Linked DNA regions of Homo sapiens: region 2 is linked to region 1. The links are chromatin loops, found by intact Hi-C in ENCODE. Cell type or tissue: breast epithelium. All regions are shown on one strand.

What was found. Peaks named below come from ENCODE experiments on the same cell type or tissue, not always from the same donor. Only the 100,000 strongest peaks of a DNase experiment are listed, where the experiment ranks them.
Region 2: it touches region 1 in a loop (13-fold over the local background); 1 of 110 quality-filtered maps calls a loop at or near these places.

The regions. Positions count from the first base shown.
Region 1 is chr3:29,430,049-29,435,048 of GRCh38, forward strand. RBMS3 (RNA binding motif single stranded interacting protein 3) reads left to right here. Exons shown (of 15, transcript NM_001003793.3): 2 at 4,695-4,867. Among named protein-coding and RNA genes, the nearest start is that of RBMS3, 150 kb to the left of the region's middle. In breast epithelium, no CTCF peak of the experiment used is centred here; no DNase peak of the experiment used is centred here; H3K27ac peaks cover 1,339 bases.
Region 2 is chr3:29,164,492-29,169,491 of GRCh38, forward strand. No RefSeq gene overlaps it. Among named protein-coding and RNA genes, the nearest start is that of RBMS3-AS3, 110 kb to the right of the region's middle. In breast epithelium, no CTCF peak of the experiment used is centred here; no DNase peak of the experiment used is centred here.

The sequences.
Region 1 (5,000 bases):
GGCCTGTGCATTTGTCAGGCATTCCGGGAACTTTCTGCCAACATTTTGTTGATTAAAGGATGTGTATTTGGAATATGGGTGGAGAGGAAGGAATTTATAATTCTTAAAACCAAAGAATGATTTATAATGCTGACCGCTACCTGAATCAATCAGTGCATCATCAACAGATAAATGAAATACTAAAGATAAGGAAGAGTTCCTACACTGGGTGTTAAAATCTGTGGATTGATTGGTTCAATAACACCGAGAAAATCGACCGCTTTCAGCAGAATTTCTAGAATTTACGAACAAGGATATGACAAAGAAAACCGCCTTTTTGTATTTTGTTCAGAAAGCTTCTGAAATACATTCTTTCTTCACAAGTCTGGTGCTTCCACTCCTAATTATAAATTACATATCTCACTTCAGTGCACACAAGTTCCTGATCCTCATCCCAACTTCGGTTGGCTTTTGACTATTTTGTTAATTTTTTTCCCTGTGAATTTGTTGGGCCTTTTGGAGGACACGTTTATTGCTTTAGGCATCATGCAATTTACTAAATGGTGTTCTGGTTATGGAAATGCTTACAAAGAGCCCTAGGGGGGAAAAGAATTAAGTAAACACATATTGATCATCCTGTAGCTGGTGCTTTCTTATTTGATTAGTCAAGGACTCAGTCTGAACTGGTCCTTCTAATCTGTGATACATAAAGCTGGAGACATTTTTCTGGCTCCCTGGTGGTTTTAAAGGCTAAACAAAGTCTCATTTTTGAAAAAGCCTGAATGCAGAATGGAATTCAAAGAATTTGGAGAGAGGGGAGGTGAAAGTGGTAGCAAACAGCTTTAAAAAGGCCCTGGGAATTTTAAGAGAGTAAGGCATATAAGGGAAGTAAAGAGAAATCTCATCTGACCCATTATGAGATACACCAGGAAGCCACCTCGGCAAGCATGTACTGAACACCTACTGTGTGCAGGACTTGTAAAAGAGGTAGAGCTTAAGTTTTGTGAGGATTCCAAGAAGCTAAACAGAATACTTTATGTCAGGAAATAAGTCATAGTTTTTGATGCTAGCTAAGAAACTTGAGCTTTCTGTAGATATTAAATTTCAAAAGGCAATGAATATATTCTATTTAATCCAAATACCAGGAAAAGAAGGTTTTATCCTGTATAATTCATTTTAAAATTCATTTTAAAATTCTATGTGAAAAATGTTGATACTAAAGCAATACTAAAGAATAGTTGAGAAAAATGTTTCTTTCTTTCTTTTTCCTTTTCTTTTTTTTTTTTGACAGAGTCTCACTCTGTCGCCTGGCTGGAGTACAGTGGCGCAATCTCGGCTCACTGCAACCTCTGACTCTCGGGTTCAAGTGATTCTTCTGCCTCAGCCTCCTGAGTAGCTGGGATTATAGGCACATACCACCATGCCCAGCTAATTTTTGTATTTTTAGTAGAGATGGGGTTTCACTATGTTGGCCAGGATGGTCTTGATCTCCCGACCTTGTGATCCGCCCTCCTCAGCCTCCCAAACTGCTGGGACTACAGGCGTGAGCCACCGCGCCCAGCCAAAAAACGTTTATTTCAAAGAAGAAATCTGGAGGCTCTGGGTTTTGCTCCTGTCATGTCTATTCTTTCACTTGTGCATTTCTCAACTGTTGGTCAATGTGTGTTTGCGTTGCACAATTTTCTTTCTTTGTTATTTTTACTTTTTATTTTTTCTGAGACTGGGTCTTGCTCTGTTGCCCAGGCTAGAGTGCAGTGGCGCCATCATGGCTCACTGCAGCCTCAGCCTCTAGGGTTCAAGTGAACCTCCCACCTCGGCCTCCTGGATAGCAGAGACCACAGGCACATGGTACCACACCCAGCTAATTTTTGTGTATTTTTTATAGAGATGGGGTTTTGCCATGTTGTCCAGACTGGTCTCGAGCTCCTGGGCTCAAGCAGTCCACCCATCTCAGCCTCCCAAAGTGCTAGGATTACAGGCGTGAACCATAGTGCCCAGTCTGGACAATTTTCTTATTCCCAACCTACCCTGCCTTCCCAAAAATAAGGGGCATAAAAGGTGAAACATGATAGAAAGCTTGAAGCTCGCTGCATATGAGATGGTACAGTCTCTGGCTGAGGGAAACAATGGGAATTCAGAGAAAAGGAGGTTTCCAGGAGGCTGTTTGAGATTTTGGTGGCTGACTGTATTCTGAGATTTAGAATTAAGAAGCAGATAAAGCTAACACCAAGTTTTCTAGCATGGAGACTGGCAGAACAACAGCAACATTGAAAGATATGGGGTAATTGTATTGGGTGGCTGGTGTGGGGAATTGGGAATGAGAGAATAGGTGCAATGGGTTGCATGTGATATACTGAATCTAAAGCACATTGTCTTATAGACAGTGGGAAATAGGGACTGACCAAATTTAAAATCCTGGAAGGTGTAAAACAGATTACTATTGCAAGAAATGAAGCTGGGTACTGCTAAAACTTGGCCTTCTTTCTCTAAATGCTAAGTGCTGTCTTTATTCCATTTTTTATTATATATATAGTAACCTAAATATTTCTCAAGCACCTACTGTATATCAGGCACTAGGCTACATACATGACATACTCATGTATGGTTTGACACATTCCCTGCTCTCAGGAAACACAGATTACTGTTAGAGGCAGGCATTAAATAAGCCAAAAATAATTAAATAAGACCCAATACACTGAAAGCTGTGAAGGAAAATACCAGAGTGTTGTAGGATGATACTTAATTTGAAATCAGAAGGATGGATTAGAGCCAGCCGAGTAGAGTGGGGCTGAGAATGGGAAGGGTGAAAAGTTGGGAGTACCACAGTGTCTGGTCTAAGAAGTGATTGGAGAAAAAGTCTGATAAAAAATCATGTGGAGCTTTCAGGACTTTGTAATAAGTTTGGTGGGAAGCCACTGCAGGATTCTACATACAAAGTTTAGCTGTCTGTGATTAAGGCCACAGTCAGTTCTATTTCCAGGACATCTCATTATTTACCCAGACCCACTAGGCCTGTCAATTTGGTCAGCAGCAGAAGTTTTGGGATGAAAAGACATACTATTTTCATGTTGAATATGTTTCTTGAGGTTTTTTTTTTTAGAATGAAACTGTAGAGACACAAAGTACATTTTTTTCCCTCAGATTATATTATTCCTTACCTTTATGCCATGGCACAAAATGTATTATAGTTTGACCTCATCTGAATACTTACTTGCTAATGTGCCAAAAATGTGCTGTTTGACAAAGACATACCTCCCAAATCTGATAAAATAGCTAAAGACTCTTCATCTTCAGATGAGAACCCAGCCCAAAGTTTCCCCACTGGAATCTTGATGAATGTGCTTATTTTGTTTTTGGGTAGCATTTGGGGTCACAACTGAGAAAATCTGGGACAGTTATATAGGTTGATATTACTACAAGACAGATACAAACCATGAATATTCATATTATTGTTATTTTTGCTAATATTGTACACTTATTAATTTCTAGGAACCATTTTGTTTGCATTAACTCAACTTTTTGAAAAAATCTTCTAACTTAAGAGAGTACCGTTATTATCTCCTTCGTATTAATGAGAATGCTGCTTCTCAGAGAGGTTAAGGCACCACTTAAAGGTCACATAGCCAGTAAGAGGCACAGCAGGGACTCAACCCTAGACAGTCAGTGTTAGTTGAGAACTTTTGAAGATATGCCTGTATAAAAAAAGAAGCATAATTAGTAAATATATATCTATGAATTCTGGTATGTATAATTTTAAAAACCCTCACATTGTTTATTGCAATTTTCTGGGAGTCATTTTATCATTTTAATTTTGCCATATAATAATGTAATGAATTAAAACAGCGGTTCTCCCAGGGGGAGATTCCTACCAGCACCAGGGAGCATTTGGCAATGTCTGGGAATATTTTTTGGTGATCACATCTGGGGAATGGGCATTACTAGAATCTGGGAGATAGAGGCTAAGGATGCTACTAAACATCCTACAGTGAACAAGGACAGTGCCCACAACAAATAATTATCCTGTCCAGATGGTTTATAGTGCCTAGGTTGGGATCCTGGATTAGAGTAATTTAAAGAGGATCTTGAAGGTAAGGAAAGAATGGTAGCTCCATCTTGCAAACAAGGAACATTCAATGTAAAGAAACGATTTTGGGAATATGAGAAAGAGCTAAGATGGTTTCATTCATTCAGTCATTCATAGAATCACTATTTATAGGAATGATTTCTTTGTATCAGGAATTATGCTGAACAGTAATGTTGAGGAAAACAATAGGAGGGAGTTTCTTTGGAGAAAAGGAGGGAACAAGGTAATAGAGGGAAACCAAAGATGCTTGGGTATTAAAGGTAAGCTAGGGTCAGAGTTTATTGCCAAAAGTGACTGTTTTATTTTATTAGGGAAGAAGATATGCTACTTTACCAATCTAAGGAGAGTCACTATAGTCAGAGACAAGTTCAAATGCCATATGCTACTGCCAGGAGCACCTGATAACTGTTTTTTGTCCCTTTTATGGCTGACTTATGCTGATCTGAATGGAGGGCCAGGGCGGGGGACGATATTCTTGAATGCAACAGAGAGTAGTGATATAAATGTGTGTGTGTATGTACGTGTGTGTATTGGAGAAGACGCATAGCTTACATTGATTTCAAGTTGTGCTGCTGGCCTGTGAATAGGTGCTGGCTTTTGTTTTTCCAGTAACAGCTTTTTCTGTTTCCAGCAGTCCTATGCACCAGCTCCCCACCCCATGGCTCCTCCCAGCCCCAGCACAAACAGCAGCAGCAACAACAGCAGCAACAACAGCAGCGGGGAACAGTTGAGTAAAACCAACCTGTACATTCGAGGCCTCCCACCAGGCACCACTGACCAGGACCTAATCAAGCTGTGCCAACCGTAAGTGTCCTTCTGCTGCCCGTGCTGTTTCTCACTCCCATACTTGCCTTGGTGGGCAGGATGTGTTATTTCAGTCAATGTACTCATCCACTGGTGTCTCAGTGAGGAAGACTCTTCTTTACAAACAGGACTT
Region 2 (5,000 bases), 270 kb before region 1:
GTCAGACTAAATATATACCACTTTTTAATTTAAAGGCTAAATTTCAACTTACACAAATAAACTTGTATTCCCTGCCTAATCTGAACCATGAGTTACTGAGGATTCTTTGATTTTTTTTTTTAAATTTTGTGGGTTATATCCTACAAAGTTGGGACTTCTGATTTGACAGGAAATGTGAGATTAGCTTCTTTAATTGGGCCACATACATTTTCTCTTATGACTGTGAAATCCATTTTGTGGTATCTACTTAGGCATCCCAAAAGAGAAAAAATAAAAATCTTTAGAATCAATTTAACAAATCAAAGCTTCTTCCTGAAAGGGTAACTGATGTGTAGGCCGCAAAACATCTTGCAAAATTGGCAGTTTTCTGACTATGGAGATAGAGATAATCCCTATCCACTTTTTGTACTCACACAGTAACTTTAAAAGTAATGTGCTGAATGTCTAGGCATTTCTCAGCCACTTTACTTGGATGGCTCAATGCTGCTCCAAGAACCGACAATTCCTCTTTCTCTTAGTTTCTTTTCTGCCAAGTTCCCTCCTTGCTGACGGAGACACCATCTGCTGCATGTGCAGTGACTGAGGCATCACTGAAATTCTGCTGTCAGTTTTATTCCAACATTCAAACAATTGCTAGTTTATTTTTGAAGCAGATTTCCACTCTAAAGCTCCTCATTTAAGCTTCAGTCATCCCATAACAGTTATCAGTCATGTTGCTATTTGCAACCTCAAGGCAGATGTTCTAGAAGCAGCCTTTCATTGACTTGCCTTCCATCAGCCATTAGTGTGTTTGTGGAAGGTGGATGCCCTTCATGCCGGATACTTTCCTCATTATGTCAGTAGAAACTATAGAGGTTGGGAGTGAGTCTGGATTGGTGGTGTGGGGGTCAAGAATTAGAAAACTGTGGCTATTCAACCAGTTAGCACAGAACGCCACCAGAAAAGCCACTGCAAAGGGCTTCTCAGAATGTCACTGTACAATCACAGATAATGTCTTGTTCCCCCATATGATAAATCCCCAAGTGGAAGCAGGGCTCTTGAGGGCCCTTTCCCATAACTAAAAAAACCTCATCTTTCTCACTGTCTCATTTGTTCCAAGTGTCTTTCTGGACTCTTCTAACTACTTCTGCTTCTGACATTTATCCACTGAGTAGAAGGCAATTTGGCAAAGGGGCTGAAGAGCATGTGCACTGAGGTTAGAGATACTTACTTTTGAAACTGAGTTTCCCTATTTGCTGGTCCAAGCCCCAGAGTCCTTAATATAGACTTTATGCACATTGTTGTGAAAATGAATTATATAATGTTTGCAAAGTGCTGAGGGATGATAAGCGCTCTGTTTCTCTCTCACACATTTTCACTCTTGCTCTTTCTCTTGTTCACTCTGTATGTTTCCATATATGTATGTATATGTATATGTGTCATACAATGATCTATCATACACACACAAACACACACATACACACACACACACAAAGAGATAGCTAGAGAGAGTCATACATCCCTGAACAACAAGGATACATTTTTAGAAATGGGTTGCTAGGCTATTTCGTCCATGAACATCGTAGAGGGCACTTACACAAACCTAGATGGTATAGTCTACTACATGCCTAGGATGTATGGAATAGCCTATTGCTTTTAGGTTGTAAACCTGTACAGTATGTTACTGTATTGAACATTGTCAGTTGTAACACAATGGTGCAATGGTATTTGTGTATCTAAACATATTTAAATATAGGCAAAGTGCGGTAAAAATATGATATAAAAGGCAAAAAAATGGCACATCTGTACAGGGCATGTACCATGAATGCAGCTTGCAAGACTGGCAGTTGTTCTTAGTGAGTCAGCGAGTGAGTGATTAGTGAATATCAAGGCCTGGGACATTACTGTATACTACTGTATACTTTATAAACACTGGACACTTAGGCTTCACTAAATTTATTTAAAAATATTTTTATTCAATAATACAGTACCTTTAGCTTGGATATTTTTACTTTATAAACTTTTAATTTTTTTAACTTTTTTGTAATAACGCTTAAAAACATTGTATAGCTGTAGAAAAAATATTTTCTTTCTTTATATCCTTATTCTACATACTTTTTTCAAATTTAATTTTTTTTTTTTTTTTTTTTGAGACAGAGTCTCACTCTGTCCTCCAGGCTAGAGTGCAGTAGCACAATCTCAGCTCACTGCAACCTCTGTCTCCCGGGTTCAAGAGATTCTCCTGCCTCAGCCACCCCCAAGTAGCTAGGACTACAGGTGCAGGCCACCATGCCCAGTTAATTTTTGTATTTTTAGTAGAGATATGGTTTCACCATGTTGGTTAGGCTAGTCTCGAACTCCTGACATCAAGTGATTGACCCGCCTCGGCCTCTGAAAGTGCTGGGATTACAGGCATGAGCCACCGCACCCTGCCTATTTTTAAAATTTTTTTATTATTTTTTTTTACTTAAAAGCTTTTCGTTAGAAACAAAGGCACAAACGCACGAATTAGCCTAGGCTAACACAGGGTCAGGATGATCAACGTGGAGGTCTTCCACCTCCACATCTCCCGACTGGAAGGTCTTCAGGGGCAATAATGTGCATGGAGCTGTTATCTCCTATAGCAACTATGATTTCTTTTGGAATACATCCTGAAAGACCTGCTTCAAGCTGTTTTACGGCTATTTTTATAAGTAGAAGAAGTACACTCTTAAGTAATGACAAAAAGTCATTACTTTTTGTTGCATAGTAAATACATAAATCAGTAACATAGTTGCTTACTATCATTACCAAGTATTATGTACTATACACAATTGCATGTGAAATATTTTTATACAACTGGCAGTGCAGTAGGTTTGCTTATACCAGCATCACCACAAACACATGAGTAATGCATTGCTCTATGAAGTTATGATGGCTACAACATTCTGTGGGACCACTGTATATATATGATCTGTGGTTAACTGAAACTATATTATGTGGCTCATGACTGTGTAACGCAATACAACTGTGAGATATATACAATGAATTTTGTATCTGTATTGTCAAAAATAAACTTCTTCAACCTATAGTTCTCTAACTTTATACCTATTCCTCTTTGTTTCTGTAAGATATTTCTTTTTTTTTTTTTTTTTTTGTTTTGAGATGGAGTCTCGCTCTGTGGCCCAGGCTGGAGTGCAGTGGCACGATTTCGGCTCACTGCAAGCTCCACCTCCCGGGTTCACGCCATTCTCCTGCCTCAGCCTCCCGAGCAGCTGGGACTACAGGTGCCCGCCACCACGCCTGGCTAATTTTTTGTATTTTTAGTAAAGACGGGGTTTCACCATGTTAGCCAGGATGGTCTCGATCTCCTGACCTCATGATCCACCCACCTTGGCTTCCCAAAGTGCTGGGATTACAGGCGTGAGCCACCGCGCTTGGCCTCTGTAAGATATTTCTAACTGGGATATTCTGTAGTTACATGGAGCAAACTACTGGTAGATATAGAAGGAAGAAAGCAATTTCCCTTTTCCCCATTACTCTCATCAGTATCACTATTCATACTGTTTTAAACACCTTCTATTTTCATGATCCTTTCCTGTAAATTTCAACTTCAATTACCTTCTGCAGTAGGCATAAAGAAATTTATGAATTGATTCAAAGCGTTTTCTTTCCCCAACTTCTCTTTCCATAACATTATGCTTGTTGGTGGAGAAAGTACAATGATAAATTTAAAAAGTTGACAGTTTAGAACGGAATTTGGCAAACTCCAGCAAGTCAAATCCATCCAGCCCACTGCCTGCTTTTGTAAATAAAGTTTTATTGGCACCCAGCCACTCCCCTTTTTTTTTTTTTCAGATTGTCTATGGCTGCTTTTATGCTACAATGGCAGAGTTGAATAGTTGCTACTGAGATTGTGTAGCTCATATAACCTAAAATATTTACCATCTGACCCTTTGTAGTAAAACAAATTGCCAAGCCCCAGTCTAAAAGATTCTGAATTGTCTGTGTATGTAAGAGATAGGGTAAGATACAAGTGCATGCATAAACACATTTTAATGCTTTTGAACTTAGATATATCTGCCACAAAAAAACCCACAAAAATATGTAAATTCCAAATTATGTGATGATAAAGACAAAGGAACAATAAAATCTGCTGAAGGACTACAAATTGGGTAATAGTTCACAGACTAGCTCACATGTCAGTAGAACATCTGAAATTAGTAAAATTTGGTAACAACAGGTGAGCACAGCAAGTTCTTTCAATAAATATTTAGTGAGTGTCTATTGACATATTCCAATAGATGGAGAATTTACTTAGAGTGAGTATCCCTCACCTTCTTGTGCCTTCTGCAAGATCTAGTGCAGTACTGCTCACATGGTAAGTTGACAATAAATGCCTGTTATTCAATTGCTGATGAAGTAGTTTGTAACAAAGGCATGATAACATTCCACAGCATAAATCATACAATGCTGAAGACACATAACTTCTGGCAAGATTCCTTAGAGAGGATGCAGGAGGGGGTTATTGCAACTAAAGTTTTGTGATGGATAGGATAGTTCTTGGGTGATGATTATCATTTGTTACTACGATTTAGTGGTTACTCTATCCTTAGTTCTCTGATACTCAAAACAGTTTTTTAGTCTGTAATGATTTTCATGACTGGTAGAGAGTATATTCTGTGCTTGAGAATGAAAACTCCCAATAATCTGTGCCCTTTGAAGTAGAGATTCAATAAGTGGTACTAATATTAGAATGAACTTGCCAAGGGCAAACTACTCATGGTACTTTGCCATACTTTGCAGCATGGAAACAGTAATTTTATAGAATTTTCCACTAATAAGCCACTCCTTATGTCTTTGGCCGATGGGAATTAATTTTTTGGATACGGGGCCTAATTGAATTAGCTCATCACCTTAAGCTTATACTAATAAATTTGGTGATAGCCTTAAGCTCCCTGCCTTCTCAACTCAGTCCATTTGCATGGTCTTAGTCACTGATGACTTCTAAATCTCCAGGACAGAGCTTTCTACTGAACTCA